Linked DNA regions of Homo sapiens: region 2 is linked to region 1. Evidence: chromatin contacts called from ENCODE Hi-C or POLR2A ChIA-PET data. All regions are on one chromosome and are shown on one strand. The core of a region is the stretch at or near the end of the contact, and the rest is flanking DNA. Distances in the headings are between cores, read along the strand shown. Region 1 holds the start of ZNF701 (zinc finger protein 701). Region 2 holds the start of ZNF841 (zinc finger protein 841).

Region 1 (3,412 bases), core at 433-2,932:
GTTCTGGGAAAGCTTCTCTGTATTTCCTTGTGTGTGTGAAATGTTAATGTCTCTACTTGGGAACGCTGACCCCATTCATTTGGAGTTGAGGTTTCCAGGTGGCTATTCTCATGCTTTGTGTCCAAATAAACTCTATAATTAATAATGTATTCTAAATTTCATTATTTACTGCTGACATCAGTTTCTGTTGGATTGTAGGAGCCTCACCAGAGAGGGCACCTGTCCGCCATGCTGTAAAACTCACACTTGCCAAAAATACATGGGTTAGGGTTTCTCCCCCTCCCTCAGGATGATGCTAGTTAGCTGACACAGATGGTCACCTCCATTACCAAGTAGAGCCAGGATGAATTATGTGTGACCAAGGGTGTTGTCAAGTCCTCTTCCCTGAGGACTGATCAGTGTTTATCTTGAAAACATGTATTTGGGTTGTATAGAACAGTGAAGTTTCTTTCTCTCTTTTCAACCTCTCAACTGTCCTCTATTTCCCATCACATGCTGGTCTAAGGCCTATTTATTAATAAAATAGTTTTTATTTCTTTCTCTGTTATCGTCGTGAAGATGATTTCTCATTTAGGGGAAGATTTTTTTAGTTTTCAATTGTATTTTCTCAACATTTAAGAGCGAAGTGAAGAGTATTTCTTGGGCCAGGCACAGTGGTTCACGCCTGTAATCCCAGCATTTCAGGAGGCCGAGGCAGGCGGATCACTTGAAGTCAGGAGTTCGAGACCAGCCTGGCCAACATGGTGAAACCCCGTCTCTACCCAAAATACAAAAATTAGCCGGGCATGGTGGCCTGTGCCTGTAATGCCAGCTATTCCGGAGGCTGAGGCAGGAGAATCGCTTCAACCCAGGAGGCAGAGGCTGCAGTGAGCCGAGATGTCACCACTGCACTCCAGCCTGAGCGACAGAGAAATACTCCGTCTTAAAAAAAAAAAGAAAAGAAAAAAAAGAAAGTAATAGATCTCTTCCACAAATGTGCTGGGACAATTAACTGGATATCCACATGGAAAAGAATAATGTTGTATCCCTATCTCACACAATCAAAATTTTATTTTAAAAATTAAAAGAGACGATGAGGGGAGCCCTGCGGGAGGGTGTGTTACTTTGTCGCCCAGGCTGGCCTGGACCCCCAGGCTCAGTGATCCTCCCGCCTCTGGCCCTCAGGCTCCCGCCCACCTGGCCGCATTCCTGCTATGTTTAAGCAGTAGGTGGTGACTTCACTCCTCCCTGGCCTGAACACTCCGTCGCGCATCCCAGGCGGAGGCCCTAGGGAAGTCTCTGAAGCTGAGCACAGGGTGGACTCTCCCTCCTGAGTGAATGGAGAATAGAAAGGGAGAGGATTTCTGTTCTGTTCTGTGGGCCGTCAGCATGAAATTGTACGTTCCGCCCAGGCAGGGCTTTGCATTTTACATTCTTGTTTGCATCCCCGTTCCAGACAATTCCAGGGCTTTCGAATCGTGCTTCAGCCTTCCTGACCGCTCTCGCCTCCAAAGCCCGAAAAATAGAGTCGCTGGGAGCGAGGCTGAGAGACGCACAGGTCCCGCCCCGGCCCCGCCCTCTGCCGGTTCTAAAGGGCAAGGTCTCTCCGCCTGGGGCCCCGCCTCTACCTCGATCAGGCCCCGCCCACCTTCTCGTTGGCTCCACCCAGGCCTGGCTTTAGTCCTGTGCGCACACATCCGCGCAGACCAGGAAGCGGATCCCGTGGAGTGAAGGTCGCACCGCGGCGGTGAGTTTTGCTCTGTGTTGTATTAAGTCTGCACTCCCCATATCCCCGGCACTTCCGTACCTGGGACGTGGGGTCACCACAGACCTGTAAATTCTCGCCCATCTTCCTTCAACCAGAGCAAATGCAGACGTTCCCCTGGGAATCCGGAAGTCGCTTCCTTTTGTGTTTAAAGTCGCCCTGAGGCTGTTCCCGTCTCCAGTCTTTCTGCTACAGGGCGCTGTATACACTTCCTATCGCGTAGTTTCTGTGCTCAAAACCGTTTTTTAACTCCTCCCTCCCCGCGCTTTTCAAAGTCCTCACCCGAGATGTGTATTTCCGCCTGGGCGCCTCCCAGTCTCAACCTTTAGGCGCCTGAAGCGCAAACGTCGCGATCCCAGTCTCAGGGAGGCCGAGTTCTCTGCCTGGTGCTGGGATCTTGTGGACCCCACCGAAGGCGTCGTCGCACCCCACCTCCCGCCTCATGCTGGGCCTTGCTGCACCCCAAGTCTCCCCTTAGCAGTCACCACTTTCCTTGAGCCAGCGTTGGGGAGGTGCCAGGGGCCAGTCCTGTGACACGGTGTGTTCTTGCCTGCCTAGCTCCAACCCCTGAAAAATGAGCCTCTCTGGGATGCAGGCGTCTTACTTCAAACCCTCCTGTGATTGTGTGGGCTAAAGAGATCAGGAGACAGAGAGTAGTAGAAAACCTGAGACAGAGAAAAGAAGAATGAGAAAGACCCATAACAGATGGCAAAGTAGAGGATGGGTGAGGGATTTGCCAAGAGACAGCAAAAGTGAAAAAAAAAAGATAAGAAAGCAGGAGGAGAAAAGCAACTGGAGAAATGTAGAGAAAAGCTAGATGTACAGAGAGATGAAGGACAGACAGCAAGGTAGAGAGGGGCAGCAAAGAGGGAGGCTCATCAGAGTGAGAGAGAGAGAGAGAGAGAGGAGGAATTTGGAGCCAGGGCAGACAGAGCAGAGTGGTGCTGGTGGCAAGGAGAACAGAGGGAGAACCACAGCAGGGAGGACGCCTGGGGATCTGGGGTGCTAGAGAGTGGGGACGGGGGGTAAAACAGAGAAGAGAGAATTTAACAGGGAGAGCGGCAGAGATGCAGAGATGGGATAAGAGGCGGAAATATATGGAGATTGAGGACGATCGAAGAATTGGGGAGAAGGAGCAACAAGAGATTAAATAAGACGTGAGGATGGAGCCCAGGTAATTTTTGTATTTTTAGTAGAGACGGGGTTTCACCATGTTGGCCAGGCTGGTCTCGAACTCCTGACCTCAGGTGATCCACCCGCCTCGACCTCCCAAAGTGTTGGAATTACAGGCGTGAGCCACCGCACCTGGCCACCCAAGCATTCTTGATTGAAAAAGTTTGCTTATGTCTTAGTTCTACAGCTGACCCTCTTTCCCTGCTTTTTGTTTGTTTGTTTGCTTGTTTGTTTTGAGATGCACTTTCGCTCTTGTTGCCCAGGCTGGAGTGCAATGGTGTGATCTTGGGTCACCGCAACCCTTTTTGGTTTTTTTTTTGAGACGGAGTTTCGCTCTTGTTGCCCGTGCTGGAGTGCAATGGTGCGATCTCGGCTCACTGCAACCTCCACCTCCCGAGTTCAAGCGAGTCTCCTGCCTCAGCCTCCCTAGTAGCTGGGATTACAGGCATGTGCCACCACACCAGGCTAATTTTGTATTTTTAGTAGAGATGGGGT
Region 2 (3,412 bases), core at 308-2,807, 470 kb before region 1:
GCACAAGGCTTATAGAAAAAACTTTGGTGATTTTCATCCTCATGAGTACAACTTAAACATATTTCAAATCAGAGTATAAAGCCACAAATCAATATATTACAACCACCATCCATATCCAATCAACTGTCACGCATCTGGATGGGGTCCTCTCCCGCTTTCTTCACGGCTATGTGTTTCCCTCTCTCATTCTGAGCGTCTTTTTTTTCTCCTTTTCTGTTTTGCACCCCTTTCTTTATTCCCTCTTTTATGTCTGTTCTGCCCAATGCTCTGCAACTTACTTCACCTCTCGTAGCTCTTTCTCCCCAATCTTTCCGATTGTCCCCAATCTCCACGTATTTCTGCCTCTTTTCCCCCATCTAAGCTCCCTCTCTGCTCTCCTTGTTAAATTCCCTCTTCCCTGTTACATCTCCTTTGTTCCCACTCTCTAGCACCCCCAATTTCCTAGGCTTACTCCCTGCTGTGGTTCTCCCTCTACTCTGCTTGTCACCCACTGCCCTCTCTCCCTCTCTTTCAGTCCCAGCACCACGTAGCTCTGTCAGCCGCGGCTCCAACTCTTTCACCTTCTCCCCACTGTCTGTCTGTCTGCAGTGCCTCCTCCTTTGCCGCCCCACTCTATTTTGCTGCCCTTCATCTCTCTGAAGGTCCCCTTTTTTTCTAAATTTCTCTGTGTGCTTTTCTCCCCCTGCTACTTTTTCCATCCGTTCTCTTTCACTCTTGCTCTCTTTGCAAGTCCCTAAAGTATCATCCATTTTGCCGTGTATTTATGGGTCTCCCTCATTCTTTTCTCCTCAGTTTTTCCTTTTGCTCCGTCGTTCCCCGTCTTTTCCTCTCCTGATCCCTCTCACCCACACATTCGGGAGGAAAGGGGAGGAATAGGATGCCCACCTCCCGGAAGAGCACATTTTCCAGTGGAGTAAAATTTGGGAAGGAAGAACACTGGGTGTCACAAGACAGACTCAGGTAACCTGTCCCAACGGGGAGTCAAGAAAAGCAGTGGCTGTGAAGGGGAAGCCTGGGGAGCGGAAGGACCCGGCGTGAGGACGACACGAGGTGGCGCGGAGAACGATGTCTCACGACAGGGAGGGTCTGCAGAATCCCAGGACGTGGGAGGAGAAGCGGCTCCTTCAGGAGCCGGACAGTGGGCGCTCCCCTCCAGGGGCAGACGACGGAGGAGCTCGGGGATCGCGAAGGGCGCTAGTCCACATCCCGAATGAGGACTCGACTTGGCGCGGGGCCCAAGCAGAGGGTTTTAAGCGGGAACACTACCTGAATGGGGTTGTCTACATGGTCCTAAGGAAGAAAGGCAGAGAGCAAGGAACGGCCTCAGAGAGATTTTAAACCGAAAGGGAAGCAATTCTCCTACTTACTTGGGACGAAGGGGCTGTTGCGGGTATTTTAAGGTCCGTAGCGATCCCCAGGTCACGGGTATGGAGAACCGAGGACTGCGAAGTGCACGTTTAATCAAGGTAGACGAAGAGAAGCAAACGTTTAATCCAGGTAGACTGAAACACACTCATAGCGACGTGGCCTTTCCCCAGCGCGATCTGCTTCCGGGTGTGCAGGAAACTGGGCGCGGAAAGAAAAACTGGGCGGCCTGGGGGCGGGGCCTAGGCGGGGCGCGACTAGGAAAGGGCTGGGCGGAAAGACTGGCCTGACTTGGGAGTGGCCCGAAAGGGTGGTGGGAGGCCCAGGGCGGTAGGGGGCGTGACTAGGTGGGGCTTGGCTGGACCGAAAACTGGGATGAAGCGGGGCCTCCAGGGGTGGGCGGGGCCGAGGCGGGGCCTGTTCTCCACTCCGCCTCTCACCCAGCAGGATTTTGTTTTCCAGGTTTGGGAGTATTTGTGACTATTTCTTGTCCTGTGAAGCAGCGTTGCTCCTTGCCCATTTTAAATTAATGTTTCAGAATTTAAGGTTGAATCTTAAAGTTGTGGTCCACTTATACTGGAAACTAAGATGATTTATTCTTAACAAGTTGAACTGATTTAAGTCAAAACCGATTTTTCCGAGCCTGGTGGACTCCATCCAGTCTTACCAGAAAAGCTGAAGCTACTCAGTAGTCAGGGAACTGGGATCTCGGTGGGGATTGGATGTGGAGCAGTGACTGGATCCAGGAACCCAGAAGACATTATGCCAAGCGAAATGTGCTAGACACAGTGTAGAAAATGAAATAAGTAGAGGTTCCTCTTCAAAGGGACTTTCCTCCCAGTCTAATTGAGAATAGATAGTAACCTCTCTTAGAAGCAAAATTTACTCAAAGACCTGTGCTAATATTCTTAAATATCTGCTAGCCATAATAGATAAATCAATATACTCTGTGTTCTTAGCTCCCACATTTTAGCCTAGATATTTGCCCTGGCATGCCTGAATTGTTCCAAGCAAGCATTAGGTCACAGCCTATTCCTCTTCCTTATTTGGAAGTGTTTTTGCCTCTCTCAGCCTTCCACAAGTTACTTCCTCTCTTCCTTTGTTCTCCTCTGCCTTTGCCTCTTTTGGGAAGTTCTAAGGTGCTAGCCAATCAGGTCAAGCACAGAATTGGGTCCGATTCCAGCCAATGGAAACCAGACACAGCAGTAGGGTGGACGCGTCAGGTTATTATTATTATTATTTTTTTTGAGACGGAGTCTCGTTCTTTCGCCCAGGCCGGAGTGCAGTGGCGCTATCTCGGCTCACTGCAAGCTCTGCCTCCTGGGTTCACGCCATTCTCCTGCCTCAGCCTCCCGAGTAGCTGGGACTAGAGGCACCTGCCACTGCGCCCAGCTAATTTTTTGTATTTTTAGTAGAGACGGGGTTTCACTGCGTTAGCCAGGATGGTCTCGATCTCCTGACCTCGTGATCCGCCCACCTCGGCCTCCCAAAGTGCTGGGATTACAGGCATGAGCCACCGCGCCCGGCCAGATGCGTCAGGTTATAAATGACCCTTCTCTTTTGTTCATGTGTACTCTCGTGGCAAGACTGCTAGTGAGCAGCACCCTTTCTGCAGAAAGTAAACTAGCCTTGCTGAGAGATCCTTTGTCTCAGTGTTGATTTTTGCGACACTGAGCACCCGTTCCCAACACACACAAAGAAACATACTTCATGCACTTACTTACACGTGCTAAGTACAAACATCAAATTCAGAGTAACAAAGTAGAAGGGTGGTTTCCAGGGCTGAGGGTGTTTCCTATGCCTGTCCCACCATTGTATTTTGGAAGCAGATAACTTCTCTGGCTTCACAGATTCACAGCTGGGCAGAAACTTTGCCTCAGGATGAACCACACCTTGTGTCTCACCCATATGTGATTCAGATAATATTTAGGTGATATTTGGGCCTTAGAGTTGATACTGAAATGGATTAAGACTTTTCAGATGGGCCAGGCAAGGTAGCTTAGGCCTGTAACCCCAACAATTCAGGAGGCCGAGTCTGGCAGATTAC

The links. Hi-C counts contacts between places; a loop is a spot of excess contacts on that map. ChIA-PET counts read pairs that join two places held with the same protein, here RNA polymerase II (POLR2A). Pooled maps may share reads with other maps.
Region 2: a map of pancreas shows a loop between it and region 1 (7-fold over the local background). The contact joins the promoter of ZNF841 here to the promoter of ZNF701 in region 1. A Hi-C loop is called at or near these places in 1 of 168 maps with a recorded cell type or tissue (pancreas) and 8 of 50 pooled maps. POLR2A ChIA-PET finds 5 or more read pairs at or near these places in 1 of 52 experiments (B cell).

What each region holds. Positions count from the first base shown.
Region 1 is chr19:52,568,605-52,572,016 of GRCh38, forward strand. ZNF701 (zinc finger protein 701) reads left to right here and starts at 1,683. Exons shown (of 4, transcript NM_018260.3): 1 at 1,683-1,726. It also overlaps a transcript of ZNF808 not described here. RefSeq lists enhancers at 283-892, 1,702-1,951, 2,112-2,720.
Region 2 is chr19:52,094,208-52,097,619 of GRCh38, forward strand. ZNF841 (zinc finger protein 841) reads right to left here and starts at 1,558. Exons shown (of 7, transcript NM_001136499.2): 1 at 1,368-1,558.